Linked DNA regions of Homo sapiens: region 2 is linked to region 1. A link is a contact called in ENCODE Hi-C or POLR2A ChIA-PET data. All regions are on one chromosome and are shown on one strand. Each heading gives the region's core, a stretch centred on a gene start or an enhancer-like site at or near the end of the contact. The rest is flanking DNA. Distances are from core to core; before and after follow the strand shown.

Region 1 (3,232 bases), core at 227-2,726:
TGTATGATGGGCAAATAATAATATCTGCCTTGTGGAGTTGCTGGGAGCATTAAATTAGCTCACATTTGTAAAGCGCTTGGAAAACAATACCTAGTTCCTTAGAAGCACCATATAAATGCTTGTTAAATAAATAAAAATGAAGGTGAATATAAAGTACATAAAGACACACTTGTAATGTAAAAGAAGGATGACCATCTCAAGAAAAAGAAGGATGACTGTTTCTAAACATCTTTAGCATTCGTTGGTTTTAACATATAGGAGGGTGTGAACACATGTGGGGATTTTTTTCTTCCTCCATCAGGCATAGGCCAGACTTACATGAGGATCTGATGTGTTCTAATATTATTTGAACAAACACAAAAGTATCAGTATGGGGAGATGAGGTTAAGCCCAAGAGTTCTGGAAAAGGTTGGGCCTCCTCCAAAAATGGGAAAGCTGGATTGGCAGGAGAGGTCACCTATAGTATCAAGGTCAAAAGAGTGTTCAGGGCCAGGCACAGTGGCTCATTCCTGTAATCCCAGCACTTTGGGAGGCCAAGGCAGGAGGATCACTTGAGCCCAGGGGTTCAAGACCAGCCTGGGAATCATAGCAAGACCTGTCTACAAAAAATTTAAAAATTAGCCTGGCATGGTGGCATGCAACTGTAGTCCCAGCTACTCAGGAGGCTGAGGCAGGAGGATTGCTTGAGCTCAGGAATGGGAGGCTGCCGTCAGCTGGGATGGTGCCATTGCACTCCAGCCTGAACAACAGAGCAAGACCCTGTCTCAAAAAGAGAAAAGGAAAAAAAAGAGAAGAGAAAAGAGAGGAGAGGAGAGGAGAGGAGAGGAGAGGAGAGGAGAGGAGAGGAGAGGAGAGGAGAGGAGAGGAGAGAAGAGAAGAGAAGAGAAGAGAAGAGAAGAGAAGAGAAGAGAAGAGAAGAGAAGAGAAGAGAAGAGAAAAGAAAAGAAAGCATTCAGCAAAGGCCTCCAACATGATCCATTTGCCCGCTGCCTTTATAGGGGAGCGTGAACTACCCAGACTTGGGCCACCACCTCTGGAGGGATGAACCCTCGGGGCGGCTCCACTAATTACAGGTTGGAACTAGCAAGGCACAGCCCTGTCTTAATGGTGCCCCCGACCAGGCTGACTAGAGTGGGCTGCAAGTGCCAGCTGCCCAGAGCTTCCACCGTGCAGCACCTCAGGGCATGCTGGGCTATAGAAAAGCAAAACCAAACAAAACCCATGAGGAAGGCGTGGGCTTAAAAAGCTCTTTTTCACCACCAGTGAAGTTTAATGCTTAAAAAGGAAGTCAAGAAACTCGACTGGTGCTTGCGTCTGAGGGACTGGCGCGAGGAAACTCATTTCCGTATTCTCTCTACTTTCGTGTCTGTCTGAAATGTTCTATGAGAAATAGTATTAAAAAGGGGAACTTAGTCTAAAGAACAGGGGCTTGAGTTTAAACCATCTTGGGAGAAGCAGCCAGGCCCAAGGCTCACCAAGAGTCACCGCGCAACGAGGAAGATCTGAGTGCTGGGGTCGGAGAGGACATTAGGTTTCCTTTAGGCACAGTGAGGTCACAGCAAAATAGGAAGACCAAATGGTGTGCCGCACTGACCATGTGCCAGATGCCCTCCCAAGCGCCCCATGTTTATAACTCATTTAATCGTCACAACAACCATGAGGCAGACGTTGCTACTTCCCCATTCTACAAACAAGGAAACTGAGGCAGACAGTAGTTAAGAAATATGAGGCCAGGCATGGTGGCTCACGCCTGTAATCCCAGCACTTTGGGAGGCTGAGGCAGGTGGATCCCTTGACGTCAGGAGTTTGAGACCAGCCTGGCCAACATGGTGAAACCCCATCTCTACCAAAAATACAAAAATTAGCCGGGCATGATGGCGGGCGCTGGTAATCCCAGCTAATCGGGAAGCTGAGGTGGAAGAACTCTCTTGAACCCAGGAGGTGGAGGTTGCAGTGAACCGAGATCACACCACTGCTCTCCAACCTGGGCAACAGAGCAAGACTCTGTCAAAAAAAAAAAAAAAAAAAAAAAAGCAGAAGAAAAGAAAAGAAAAGAAACTTGAACAAGTAGCTAACAAGTGGCAGCACTGGGATTTCAACCCAGCCTACCTGGGCATGAGGCTGAGCTCTAGCCACCCTGCTGAGCTGCTGCTTCATTTCAGCCAAGAACAGATCTCAGCCCAGTGGGGTCAGATGCAGAAACAATGGCAAAACAATGGATTAAAGCTATAGCCTCAACAGCATAGCTTTGGCATGGGCTTATTTGCAAGGGCAGACAAGCTGATAACTACCGTTACCTGCTGTTAGGGTATGTGACCTGTCATTCTAAACTTGCAGTCTCAGTCCCAGTTATTTAAGTTAACTTGAAATCAGCATTTAAATCTTTAAGAAATACTGGTTCCTCTATTAGATATGTAAGTTGAATGAACTGAGCAATAAACAAAATACTGAAGGGTGTAAGTTTTCCTTTCCATGTATGAATGTGGCCTGGACATTAAGGAATCCCATCAGTACCAGGCCACCAGCCATTCCCGTTTCATTTGCTGTCCACCCAAATCAGCCACACCTGCCCTGAGGACATCTGCACTAGGGCAGTGATCCCCAACCTTTTTGGCACCAGGGACCGGTTTTATGGAAGACAATTTTTCCATGGATGGGGGCAAAGGGAGAGGGGTCGGCAGACGGTTTCGGGATGAAACTGTTCCACCTCAGATCATGAGGCATTTGATAGATTTCCATAAGGAGCACACAACCTGGATCCCTTGTATGCACAGTTCACGATAGGGTTTGCACTTCTGTGAGAATCTAATACCACTGCTGATTTTGACAGGAGGCAGAGCTCAGACGCTCACCTCCTGTAGTGCTGCCCAGTTCCTAATAGGCCACAGACCTGTACCCACCCTTGGCCCAGGGTTTGGGGATCCCTGCTCTAGGGAACTCTTTGGGATTCCATTTACTGATTCAACTCTGGACTTAGGTCCATGATACATCCCAGCTGTAGAAGCAGAGGGAAGTCCAGAGGTAAAGCATCTCTCCTTAGTGACCCACACCTTCTTTCAGATCCATCAAGATATATGCAAACTGCAGAGCAATTTTTCCATGTCAGACATAGAAGCCAGAGAACAAAAGTTACGTGGAAAGCCTAGATAATGCTTTTCCCCCCAAAGTAATACAATGTTGGGCTATGTTAATAGAAGTATTACACCTATATTTTGGGAGGTGACGATTCTAC
Region 2 (3,232 bases), core at 443-2,942, 220 kb before region 1:
GGCTAATCTTGGGCACATCTGCGATCATGATTGCCTTAGAAAAATTTCCCAGCAACAGAATTGCTGGGGATGAGGTATGCACAATATGAAGGCTTTTGAAAACCAAGCACTCGTGTATCGGGCACCTACATGGCTCACAATTTGTGCAAAATGGGTTAGGGGTAGCAGGCAGAGAAAGAACCAAAGCAAGAGAAATCAGCATTCTGAGGGGGGGGGTCTCTGCACACACCAGACCCAGACACCATGGAAGTGCCACATGGGGAAGGGGCTTCCAAAGCACTGAGCCACCCTGAACGTCAGAGCTGGAAGGGACAGCACAGACTCTAATACAATTCTCTGTATTAGGAATGGGAAAACTGAGGCTCAGAGAGGTGCCACCCAGGAAGGGGGTGACCTCAGTACTGGAATCTTTCCAACATGGCTGTGTGCTTTGCTTGAAGTGAGCCCTGCTCTGGGAGAAGGGCCCGAGGTGGCAGGCCGAGCCTTGATATGAAAGTATAAACCATTTTCCCCCACCTCCCAAGCAGAGGTGGATGGGAGGGGGTGAGGAATGCTGAGGAGGCCTCCAGCCGGCCTCACACAGGTAACAGCAGCAGTAGTGACCCATTTGAGCCCCCATGGTGTGCCAGATGCTGGTCCCAGGACTTTGGGTCTGTTATCACTGAAACCACACACAAAATGAGCGACAGGGGCACTGTGGTTTTGTCAGAGATGCTTGCTCTCATTTGCACAGAAAGGAGTTCATGCAAGTCTTTTTATTATTATTACATGTCACCGCAACAGGGTATTGCAGTGGGGGAAAGAGACTGGACTCAACTCCCCACTTATGCAAGTCTTAATCCAAGTGGAATCTCTTCTCTGGATTTCTAGAGTGGCAGGTGAGGGGGCGGGAAGCCTCTTCTCCATAATGGCAGTGGTTCTCACACTTCAGCGTGTGCCCGATTCTCTTGGTGGGAAAAGGGGGAAGTGTTCAAAATGCACATTCCAGGGCCCTACCCTGAGAGCTTGATGCTGTAGATTTTGCACAGGGCCTCCAAGACCAAATTCTCTTTTTTAGAGACAGAGTCTTGCTCTGTCGCCCAGGGTGAAGTGCAGTGGTGTGATCATAGCTCACTACAGCCTCCAACTCCTGGGCTCAAGTGATCCTCAAGCCTCAGCCTCCCAAGTAGCTAGGACTACAGAAGTGCATCATTACACCTGTCTAATTTTTATTGTTATTATTGTATTTTTGTAGAGACAAGGTCTTGCTGTGTTGCCCAGGCTGGTCTTAAAGTCCTGGCCTCAAGCCCTGCCCGCCTCAGCCTCTCAAAGCGCTGGAATTACAGGTGAGAGCCACCACGCCCAGCCGGAGCCTGCATTCTTAAATGTCCCTGGATGACTACGACGCAGGTTGGTCCAAAGACCCCTCTCTGGGAAGCACTGAAGACAGTGTGGTTGATTTTCACATTGGGATCCTGACAAAGTAACCTGTACTAAAGTTAACACAGTAGATATGAGGCTTACACTGAGAAAGGGTCGCAAATAAAGGGAGGTGACATCAGAATCCTATTACGTACCGACATTCCCCCCATAAAGCCACAGATTTGTAATTCATTCATTCCTTTGCAGATTCCGGGACCTCACAACCGACCTTACGGCATTCGCCCAGTAGATGGCGCTAGCTCATTTTAAACCCCGTTTGTAGACGGTGCCTGAAAGCTCAAGACAGAGGGAGCAGCAGATGCAGAGAAAGGGCAAGACAGAGCCCATTATGAGAGAGGACAGCCACAAACAGAAATGGTCAACACTAAGCAGCTGTCCCGAAATGACGCAGAGGAAACTTAAACCCTCTTAGGGTGTAGTGTGTAATCTGGTGTGTTGGCCCGACTGCCACATTGGCTTTCAAAATCCCTGCTGCCTCCCAAGCCTGGGTTCTGGCTGCGGCTCGGAGTTTGGGAGCTTAGATCTAGGACAGCGCCATAACCAGTAATGACCACAAGATGGCGCTGCTGCACTCAGGGACAAGATGCCTGAGAAAAATCTCAATCTCATAAAACCATCTAAAGGATAAAGAGTGTGGCTTAAAATAGGATCGTGGAGGGAGATGAGAGGCAGAAAGAGAACTGCTGATTAGACTTGCACCCTGTCTCTCAAGTTCATGTTTACGATATTAGTACTAATGCTGCTGCTGCTGCCACTGGTGGCTGCTGTTTACTCAGGGGCTACGGAGTGCCAGGCACTGTGATAAGCACTTTCCGTGCATGGTTTCATTCAAAGTTCATCAAAGCCCTAGCAGGGGAGTCCTACGATGTCTCCACTTCTGAGAGGAAGCATTATTTGGGGAACTAGAGACTGAGACGTCTTGTGCTTTCTCAAAAGAAATGGGGACAGTAATCTAATTCTGAGCACACTGACAATAGACAGTGGGGCTTCCACGAATAAAAGGCTGAAACAGCCTGGACAACATAGCGAGAGCCCCCTCTCTACAAAAATGTAAAAAGCCAGCTGGGCATGGTGGTGTGCACCTGCAGTCCCAACTACTGAGGAGGCTGAGGCGGGAGGTTTGTGCCAGGCACTGATCAAGGTGGTAAGGAAAGACAATTAAAGGGACTAGGGGAGGTCCTGAGGAGCCCACGATAAGCCATGCAGCCAGGGGATCAGTGCTGTGGAGAAAATGAAGCGCACAGGAGTCTATATGTGCCTGTAGGTGTGTTTGAGATGATGGCAGAAGTAAACTGGAGCTGGCATCCATGGCTCACAAGAGCCCATTATTAAATTTTCAGGAATTTTGCGAGTCAGTTCTTGGATGGATCTATTATTGAATTATTAAGCTAACAAAGTATATAAACTTACAAATTATATAAACTTAAAATGAAATTATACTTAAAATAAAGGTAACAAATACTCGCAACTCATTACTTCCTAATTATTTTATATTTTACCATTTTCTGTGCCAAAGGTAAGCAAACTGTTTCTGGGAAGGGCCATTTAATGACTGCGTGAGCCATAAGGGTTCAGTCAAAACTATTTGACTCAGCCATTGTAGCACAAAAGCATTGATAATATAGACTGAGCATCTCTAATCTGAAAAATCTTAAATGCTCCCTAATCCAAATATCTGAAATGCTCCAAAATCCAAAACTTCTTGAGCACCAACATGACACTCAAAGGAAATGCTCATTGGGGCATTTTGGATTTTGGATTTCTGGGTTAGGGCTGCTCATCTGGTACTGCAAATATTCCCAAATCCAAA

Evidence for each region. A loop is a pair of places that touch in the nucleus more often than their neighbours do. ChIA-PET counts read pairs that join two places held with the same protein, here RNA polymerase II (POLR2A). Pooled maps may share reads with other maps.
Region 2: a loop to region 1 is called in a map of IMR-90, with 6 times the contacts of the local background. The contact joins the promoter of LINC02168 here to the enhancer-like site in region 1. A Hi-C loop is called at or near these places in 14 of 168 maps with a recorded cell type or tissue (Calu3, IMR-90, endothelial cell of umbilical vein and 5 more), 5 of 37 single-sample maps with no recorded cell type and 26 of 50 pooled maps. POLR2A ChIA-PET finds 5 or more read pairs at or near these places in 1 of 52 experiments (activated T-cell).

Annotation. Positions count from the first base shown.
Region 1 is chr16:50,587,400-50,590,631 of GRCh38, reverse strand. The region is part of intron 3 of NKD1 (NKD inhibitor of Wnt signaling pathway 1); the gene reads right to left. Among named protein-coding and RNA genes, the nearest start is that of NKD1-AS1, 25 kb to the left of the region's middle. RefSeq lists an enhancer at 1,940-2,525. Within about 2 kb of position 1,476, at least 9 of the 41 ENCODE cell types and tissues checked have a DNase peak (open chromatin) inside an H3K27ac peak, as active enhancers do.
Region 2 is chr16:50,805,132-50,808,363 of GRCh38, reverse strand. LINC02168 (long intergenic non-protein coding RNA 2168) reads right to left here and starts at 1,692. Exons shown (of 2, transcript NR_146573.1): 1 at 1,557-1,692; 2 at 735-946.